3 separate regions of the Homo sapiens genome follow, and regions 1 and 2 are each linked to region 3. Evidence: chromatin loops called from intact Hi-C (ENCODE). Cell type or tissue: ascending aorta. All regions are shown on one strand.

Region 1 (2,500 bases), 520 kb before region 3:
TGTGGATCCATTAAATCTCTTTTTCTTTATACATTACCCAGTCTTGAATATGTCTTTATTAGCAGTTTGAAAACAAACCAGTATACTGGGCTTGCCCCTTCCCAATAGTGCCTCTGTAGGGAAAGCTGGGGTATCTGTGTCTTTTTAAGGTTCTTTCAAAGAGGCCACTGAGGGTGTTTCTCCAATTCCATTTAGGAAACCATCGCACTCATTTCAGTTGATCACAGCTATTCAGGTTTTCATATACCTATAAATATTAACACATCTCTTTTACCTATTTTCATGAATCACCAGAATGAGCACAGAAGAGGAGGAACCACATAAGTATGGTAACCGAGAGGGAACTGAATTTCTTTGAAGAAAGACACCAATTTTCCAATTCTAGCTGGTCCAAGCAGCCAAATAGCAAATAAAGGAAATAGCAAAAAAAAAAAAAAAAAAAAAAAAAAAATCTATAACTAGGAGCAGTTGCAGACAAAAGTTTGATGTCTTATCATTTCTCTCAGCTACATTCACACTCAGAGACAACTGCTTTGTCCAACGTAGTCATTGCAGAAAAAAAAAAAAAAGCAATAAAGGTTTTCCATATTGGCTACAATGGCTACAATCTGTAGACTCTGGTTAGCAAATTCATGACCAGAGTTCCATCTCATTTTTTTTGTCATTTAGAAATTGGTATTTTGTTAAACGAAATCTCCGTATTTTACTTAAACCTTGCTTGTCTAATTTTCACAAGTATCTAAAAATGCATATTGCTGTTCTTGGCAGAGCCCAATTCCATCTTTATTTATCTTAAGAGTAACAATTCTCCAGACACAAAATGTTTTGTTCTTTAAAAAACAACCCAGATAACACTGACTGGGTGCTTAGGAGTGGGGCGGGTTTTCTACTGAGGGCTTCAAAATCATGACTCATAATAATCCTAGGATAGGCAAAAGTGTAATTACCACATTACAGATAAGGAAACTGAGGCTCAGGAAGGGGAAGTGGTGTGCTTAAGGCTCTCATGGCAGAACTGCAGGCTTTAGAGAGCCGCTGCCCAAGGGTGGCAACACACCGCCGCTGTCAGCTTACCGCCTAGCTCCCAGACTGAGGCCGTCACCAGGAGCCACCTCCTTCACACGCCACTGCCCCTGGTGGTGTGTAAACAGTCGGCCACTTTCACACCCTCATGCACACACTCAGCAAAGATTGCTCTTCAAACTTAGGCTCTCCCTTCCTGTTTTGTGCGCCTGCTTCTAATTACACAGTTGTCTCCCTAGTGAGCTAGCTCTGCAGGAAGAGATGAAAAGATTGGTGTTCGGACCCTCCAGAAAAGACTAGACGTAAGATGCAGCTGGAAGTATTGGGCGGACAGGAGCCTGGCACAAGCCATCATCTCCCAGGGGACGGAACGACCCCTTCATCTCCCTTTCCCAGACACATCCGGTCTCCCGTCCCCACGGCCTCCGCCCCCCAACCCGCCTTCTGTAGGCTGCGTGGAGGGTGAGTCAGTCGGGGGAAGGGAAGAAGAGACAGGTTTAGAAAACGCTGGCGGAGGCTGGATTGACAGGGAGAGGTCCCGAGCCTGACCTTCTTGAGCTGGGTGTGACCTTGGTCTAAGGGAGAGCAACAAAATCCAGCCCGCCCCCTTTCTGCTCACACTCCCCCAAGGGGTCCTCCTGGCAGGGCCATGGTGCCTGGGAGAAAAGAACCCCACCGGTTGCATCCTCAGCACCAGCAGGCCTGGGGCTTTCCTAGAACGCTACTTTCCTTTTCACCCCAGCCTGTTCTTGATGCTGCGGTGCTCAGGACGGGACCTACGGACTGCCTGGGAGACCCACGGACTGTGCTGGCCCCTTTCCCCGCATGCAAGACCCTAAGTAGAGATGCAGGTGGGGAAGTGATGCCTCCGTTCTTGTGAAAATGTTTTCACACGCTGAAAAGTTGGAAGACAACAAACACTGCGACATGTCACCTGGATCCAGCGCTTCGTAGCATGTTGTGATTTCTCTGCCTCCGCCCGCTTTCTCTCGTGGAACCGGTTGGAAGCTAGTTACAGACGTCAAAACAACTCACCCTTGCATTCCTCAGCAGGCGCCTCCTAAGAATAAAGATGTAACTACTGTATGAGGGCTCTCCAGAGAAACAGACCGATAGGATGCATGTGTATGTCTGTATTTAGAGAGAGAGAGATTTCCTTTTAAGGAATGAGTTCCTGTGATTGTGGAGCCTGGAAGGAGGGCCTGCCAGGGGGCCTAGTTGGTTCCAGCAGGCTGGAAATGTAAGCGTGTTGATTTTGCCTTCTTAAACTTGATCTCTGCAGGGAAAGCTGGCAGACTGAAAACTCAGGCAGGGTTCCTGTGTTACATCCTTAAGGTGGAATTCCTTCTCCTTTGGGAAACCTCAGTCTTTGCTTGGAAGGCCTTCAACTGATTGGATAAGGCCCACCCTCATTAGGGAAGGTCAACTTCTTTACTCACAGTCTCTGCTTTAAATGTTAATCACATCTAGAAAACAC
Region 2 (2,500 bases), 280 kb before region 3:
TTCTTAGATACGACACCAAAAGTACAAGCAATAAAGGAAACAATAAACTGGACTCCACCAGAATAAAAACTTTTATGCTTCCAAGCATACCAACAAGAACATGGAGAAACAACCTACAGAACAGAAAAGATTTGCAAATCATATATCTGTTAAGGGGCTTGTATACAGTATACATAAAGAACATTCACAACTCAATTTTTGTCTGTTTTGCTCAGTTAGAAATGGGCAAAACAGATATATCTCTAAAGACTATATAAATGGCCAACAATTATATGAACATCTGTTCAACATCATTAGGGAATTGCAAATCAAAATCACAATTACAATAAGATACCAGTTCACACTCACTAGATTGGCTATAATCAAAAAGATCAATAACAAATATTGATGAAGATGTGGAAAAATTAGAACCCTATTCATTGCTGGTGGGATTACAAAATGGTACAGCTTGTTGGTTTTGTAGTTTTTCAAAAAGTTAAACATAAAGTTGTCATATGATCCAGTAATTCCATCTGTAGGTATGCCCAAGAGAAATAACATGTACCCACACAAATACTTGTACACACATGTTCATAACAGCATTATTTGTAACAGCCAAAGTGGAAACAATACAAGTATTCATCAATTGATGAGTAGATAACAAAATATGACATATACATACAATGAAGTATTTTCAGTGATAAAAAGGAAAGAAGTACTGAGACACACTACACTGTGGACAAATCTTGAAAATTTTTATGCTAAATGAAAAAAAAACAGATACAAAAGTCTACATATTATATAATTCCATTCATATGAATGTCTCAAATAGGCAAATCCATAGAGACAGAAAGTAGATTAGTGGTTGCCAGGGGCTTGGGGGTGGAGGGAATGGGCAAGGGAGTGACTACTCATGAGTACTAGGCTTGTTGGGAGGCAATGAAAATATTCTGAATTAGCTAGTGGTCATGGCTGTACAACTCTGAATATACTAAAAAACCACTGAATTGTACAATTTAAAGAGTGGCTTTTATGGTATGTGAATTATATCTAGAAAAATAAAATCGCCAAGTTCTATTTTTCCTCAACATTGATTCTAGAGTTCCAAACCCAGAATCCTGATGAGAGGTTATGGAATGGAGTCCAAGAATACAATACCTCTTACAGGTACCAGCAGTTTTGGGAATCCCTGCCCTTGGGTGGGTCTGAGGAATAGACAAGATGAGGTCCCGCTCACAGACATGGCCCCCACTCCACCTCTGCTGCAGGTGACAGAGCACGAGAGGTAGGGCTGGACCAGGGCCGAGATTCGGCTCTTTTCTCTGGTACCATAGCCCCTACGCTGCTCATCACGTTTACATTTGAAGACTAGTTTATCCCCGGGGGAAACTCAAAACAATTTTAAATGTTAGGTATGTCAAGTTTTTCAGGACAGTCAACATATATCTTCCTATCTACACATGCAAGCATTTTTAATACGCATGAAGCACATGTGGGCGTACATAAGCTGCAAGTCTAGGGAAGCAAAGCAAGCACCGAGGGCTTGGAGTTTTGAGGTTACCGAGCCATTCTGAGCCTGGACTAATGAGATCACACCACAACTGAACTCAGAAGTACCAGGGCCATGGATAGTCTAGGATAAACACTCTCTCTGAGTCCTCTCAGAAGAGTGGTTTAGCAATCTCGACTCATACCATGCCTTCCCACAAAGACCAGAGGAAAAGAAAGGAGCTTTTCAGTGTTATTTGCAAGCCAATACTGGTGTTAGGCAAGCATATAACAGAGCCACCGTAGGTATTAAGAACAAATACTCCAATCACATCTTCCAATAATTAGAGTTTCCTTCCACCAAGATGAATGTGAGCTGTCATTTCCTAGCTCTTATGGCGTGTGACACATTTCTTGTACTTACATTTTTAAATAACTCAAATTACAGTCACTCTTACACAAGTTCTAGGCGTCATAAAAAGCATGTTTCAGGAAAGTGTTAATAGACAACTCAAAAGAAATGTTACTCAATGCAGCCGAGGCTATTAGGAGCTCGAACTTCTCTCTCTTGCCAAACAGTTCTTCACTTTCTGTAAACTGCACAAAGGTTTCATTCAACACAGTTTGAAGGCTGAAAGTGAAAGTGACTCAGACTATTTTTGGAAAGGTCAAGAAAGTGCACCTGCCAATTTTCAAATTTCTCTGAAACCTTTTCCTGCAAACATCACCACTAAAGCTACGTAGTCCCTGAGCTGCAACTTGATGATGTGGTGATTTTACTATTTCTCTTGGGAGGTTCAGGTACACACTGTGCCGTGGGTTCATGGGAGACTTTGTTCAGACAGCATTTTACACGACAGTCTGTTTAAATGCTTTAGGGGACCAAAACATCTAAAGGTACCTTGGCAGCAAGATGGGGGAATGAACTGAAGCCTAGGAAGGAAGCCTGGCCTGCCCTTGGCCTGACCACAGCCACCGCAGGGCTAGAGTCCTCCAGTATCTCCTGAGGTGGGGAGCAGGTGGGCCGCTCCAT
Region 3 (2,500 bases):
TGCAACACTTTTTGGCCTGGCAAAAAACTACAAGAAGTGTGAAAGGCAATCTTCACAGAAATGTACACAGCATGAATCCAGTTTTATAAAACAGGAAATGGTTTTATAAAATATTATCAAAAACAGTGTTTGCCTCTGGTTATATGAATGTGGTGAAAGTTATGGCAAAGAGTACATCTGGCCTTTATCTTTGGGAGGCAGTAGTTTAATATAAAGAAGCCAGGGCTGGGTGATGATGATGATGATGATGATGATGATGATGGTGATTTTACTAGGAGTATAGATTACTGTCTAACCAAAAAAAATTTTTTTTTGGGACAGAGTTTTGCTCTTGTCGCCCAGGCTGGAGTGCAGTAGTGCGATCTTGGCTCACTATAATCTCTGCCTCCCGGGTTCAAGTGATTCTCTTGCCTCAGCCTCCCTAGTAGCTGGGATTACAGGCGCCCCCACCAACACGCCCGACTAATTTTTGTATTTTTAGTGCAGACGAGATTTTGCCATGTTGTTCAGGCTAGTCTTGAACTCTGTGACCTCAGGTGATCTGCCCATCTCAGCCTCCAAAGTGCTGGGATTACAGGTGTGAGCCACCATGCCCAGCCTCCTAACTGAACGTTTTAAAAAGAGACAAATAAGTTGGACTCTAGAGTATGGTGAAGAACTTCTGCACATGTATATAGGTAATGGGGCAGAAAGGACTGCGTCATCACCCGAAAGGCGCACATGTCAGCAGCAGAGTATGGGTCTATGCAGATAAGACCATCGACTGCCTATCCACATAAGGTTATGAAGCATGGGCTTCCACAACATCCCTGGCTAGAAGACTTGTTGCCCAACTTCCAGTTCCTGGTCTCTTCCCTTATCATCTCCCTCAACAGTCTGCTCAACAGTCTGCACCTGTTGAGTTCTCTCCCTGGTGGTGGGTTCCAAAGGCCATATAAGTCACCTTCAGAGCCCTTTCCATTGGCTGTGGGTGGAGAAGCTAGGAAGCTGCAGTCTTCCCTTCTCACCCCCTCCTTCTGTCCCTCCCGTCCTATGTTTCCTGGCCAGCCTGTGACAGCTTTGCTGGGATATGCTGTAATGTCCAGAGTTGGATCCAGCACCAGCAGGATGAAAATAGAATCTGGGAAACTAGCATAGTACTCACCCTGCTCAAAATCAGAAAGCCTGGAGAGGACAAGAGGACCGGGAAATACCCACATTTCTTCTGTCCCCAGCAGGAGTCTGGAGTTGCAGGAACCAGGAAAAGTCAGGGTACCAGGAACACACAGTCAGTTGAAATGAGGACACGAGGAACTGGCTTCTCTCTCTTTCCTGCCCCTCCTTGGAGCCCTGGTGCTGGCTGCTGCATTACTCAGCCATCTGCATGAGGGTTGCCTGGGTGGCGATCTCTGGAATCACAACATTCTGGGGTGACGTTCCCAACTAAAAATAATTCCTAAGCCTGGGCATTTGGCACTCTAGTGCAGATCCAAAGAGGCAACTCCTTCAGTCTCTGACCTTGAAATGAGATTCCCCCCAACCCACCCCCCACCCCCCCGCAAGAGCAAGAATGAGCAGCTCTTCGGCTCCTTCAGCCAGGGAGCAAACAAGAAGTGGCCTCTGAAAGATCCTAAAACCATCCTAACATAAAAATGCCCCCATTCTCTTTATGTGAACTGCGTGGCTAAAACTATCCTAACATAAAAATGCCCCCATTCTCTTTATGTGAGCTGCGTGGCCGGTCAGCCACTTTTCCTGGACTGTGTGGAGCAGGAAGCAGCTGCCCTTCTCACCAACCTCCCGCTTCTCACCTCATTCAATGCTTACAAGGAGGGACTCACTGGATTTGAATGAATGACAGGAGGGACTTTCATTCCAGTTGCCTTGCTGTTCAGTCTGGCACGTCACATGCCAGGTGGTACAGCAGAGTGACTTGGCAGGCTCTGGAAACACACTGCAGGAGGTTCGTGAGTTCATGTCCCGCTACAGACGTTGGGATTCAGGACACTTCTCTAGGCCTCAGTTTTCCCAACTGAAAATGAGGATAATGACCACTCATGAATGAGTTACCGCAGATGAAGCACTCAGCACTGAGATTTTCCAGAGGTATCAAGGGCCCTTCTTTTTTATTCCCTAGTGAAACACGTTGCCTGCTCCCTTATAAGAAAGTATCATTGAAAAGGGTTTTAAGATGCCTGACTTGAATCACATTCGTGAGATTCTACATGTGCACGGGGCTATCCTCTGCTGCTGGCATCACGATAGGTTGTTCACATTTATTATTTCTACTTTTCATAACAACCCAGCTGGCCAAAAGTACCACTATTTTTATGAGTGGTAAGCTGGAACTTAGCCCTGTTTAGGGCCCCCTGTTTTCCTCTACCCTGCTGCCTCCCGTGTTCCCCACCATGCTGAGGGTGTATGGGCATCCTGGATGTGCGTGATATGTAAGGCACGTGGTGCTGGTGAGACGTAGGCATTCCCGGGCGATGGTCTACAGCGCCTGCTTCACTCCCAAGTG

What was found. Hi-C counts contacts between places; a loop is a spot of excess contacts. Peaks named below come from ENCODE experiments on the same cell type or tissue, not always from the same donor. Only the 100,000 strongest peaks of a DNase experiment are listed, where the experiment ranks them.
Region 1: it touches region 3 in a loop (7-fold over the local background); 2 of 110 quality-filtered maps call a loop at or near these places.
Region 2: a loop joins it to region 3, with 3 times the contacts of the local background. A loop is called at or near these places in 3 of 110 quality-filtered maps.

What each region holds. Positions count from the first base shown.
Region 1 is chr9:90,963,307-90,965,806 of GRCh38, forward strand. It overlaps LOC105379829 (a long non-coding RNA gene), which reads right to left and starts at 2,091. Exons shown (of 4, transcript XR_001746828.2): 1 at 1,958-2,091. In ascending aorta, a CTCF peak has its summit at 1,145; DNase peaks (open chromatin) are centred at 1,115, 1,475, 2,004 and 2,221; H3K4me3 peaks cover 1,895 bases; H3K27ac peaks cover 2,427 bases.
Region 2 is chr9:91,206,127-91,208,626 of GRCh38, forward strand. No RefSeq gene overlaps it. Among named protein-coding and RNA genes, the nearest start is that of LINC02937, 44 kb to the left of the region's middle. RefSeq lists an enhancer at 2,291-2,350. In ascending aorta, no CTCF peak of the experiment used is centred here; no DNase peak of the experiment used is centred here; H3K4me3 peaks cover 1,015 bases; H3K27ac peaks cover 1,715 bases.
Region 3 is chr9:91,482,203-91,484,702 of GRCh38, forward strand. It overlaps a transcript of NFIL3 not described here. Among named protein-coding and RNA genes, the nearest start is that of NFIL3, 60 kb to the left of the region's middle. In ascending aorta, no CTCF peak of the experiment used is centred here; DNase peaks (open chromatin) are centred at 1,349 and 1,859; H3K4me3 peaks cover 766 bases; H3K27ac peaks cover 2,152 bases.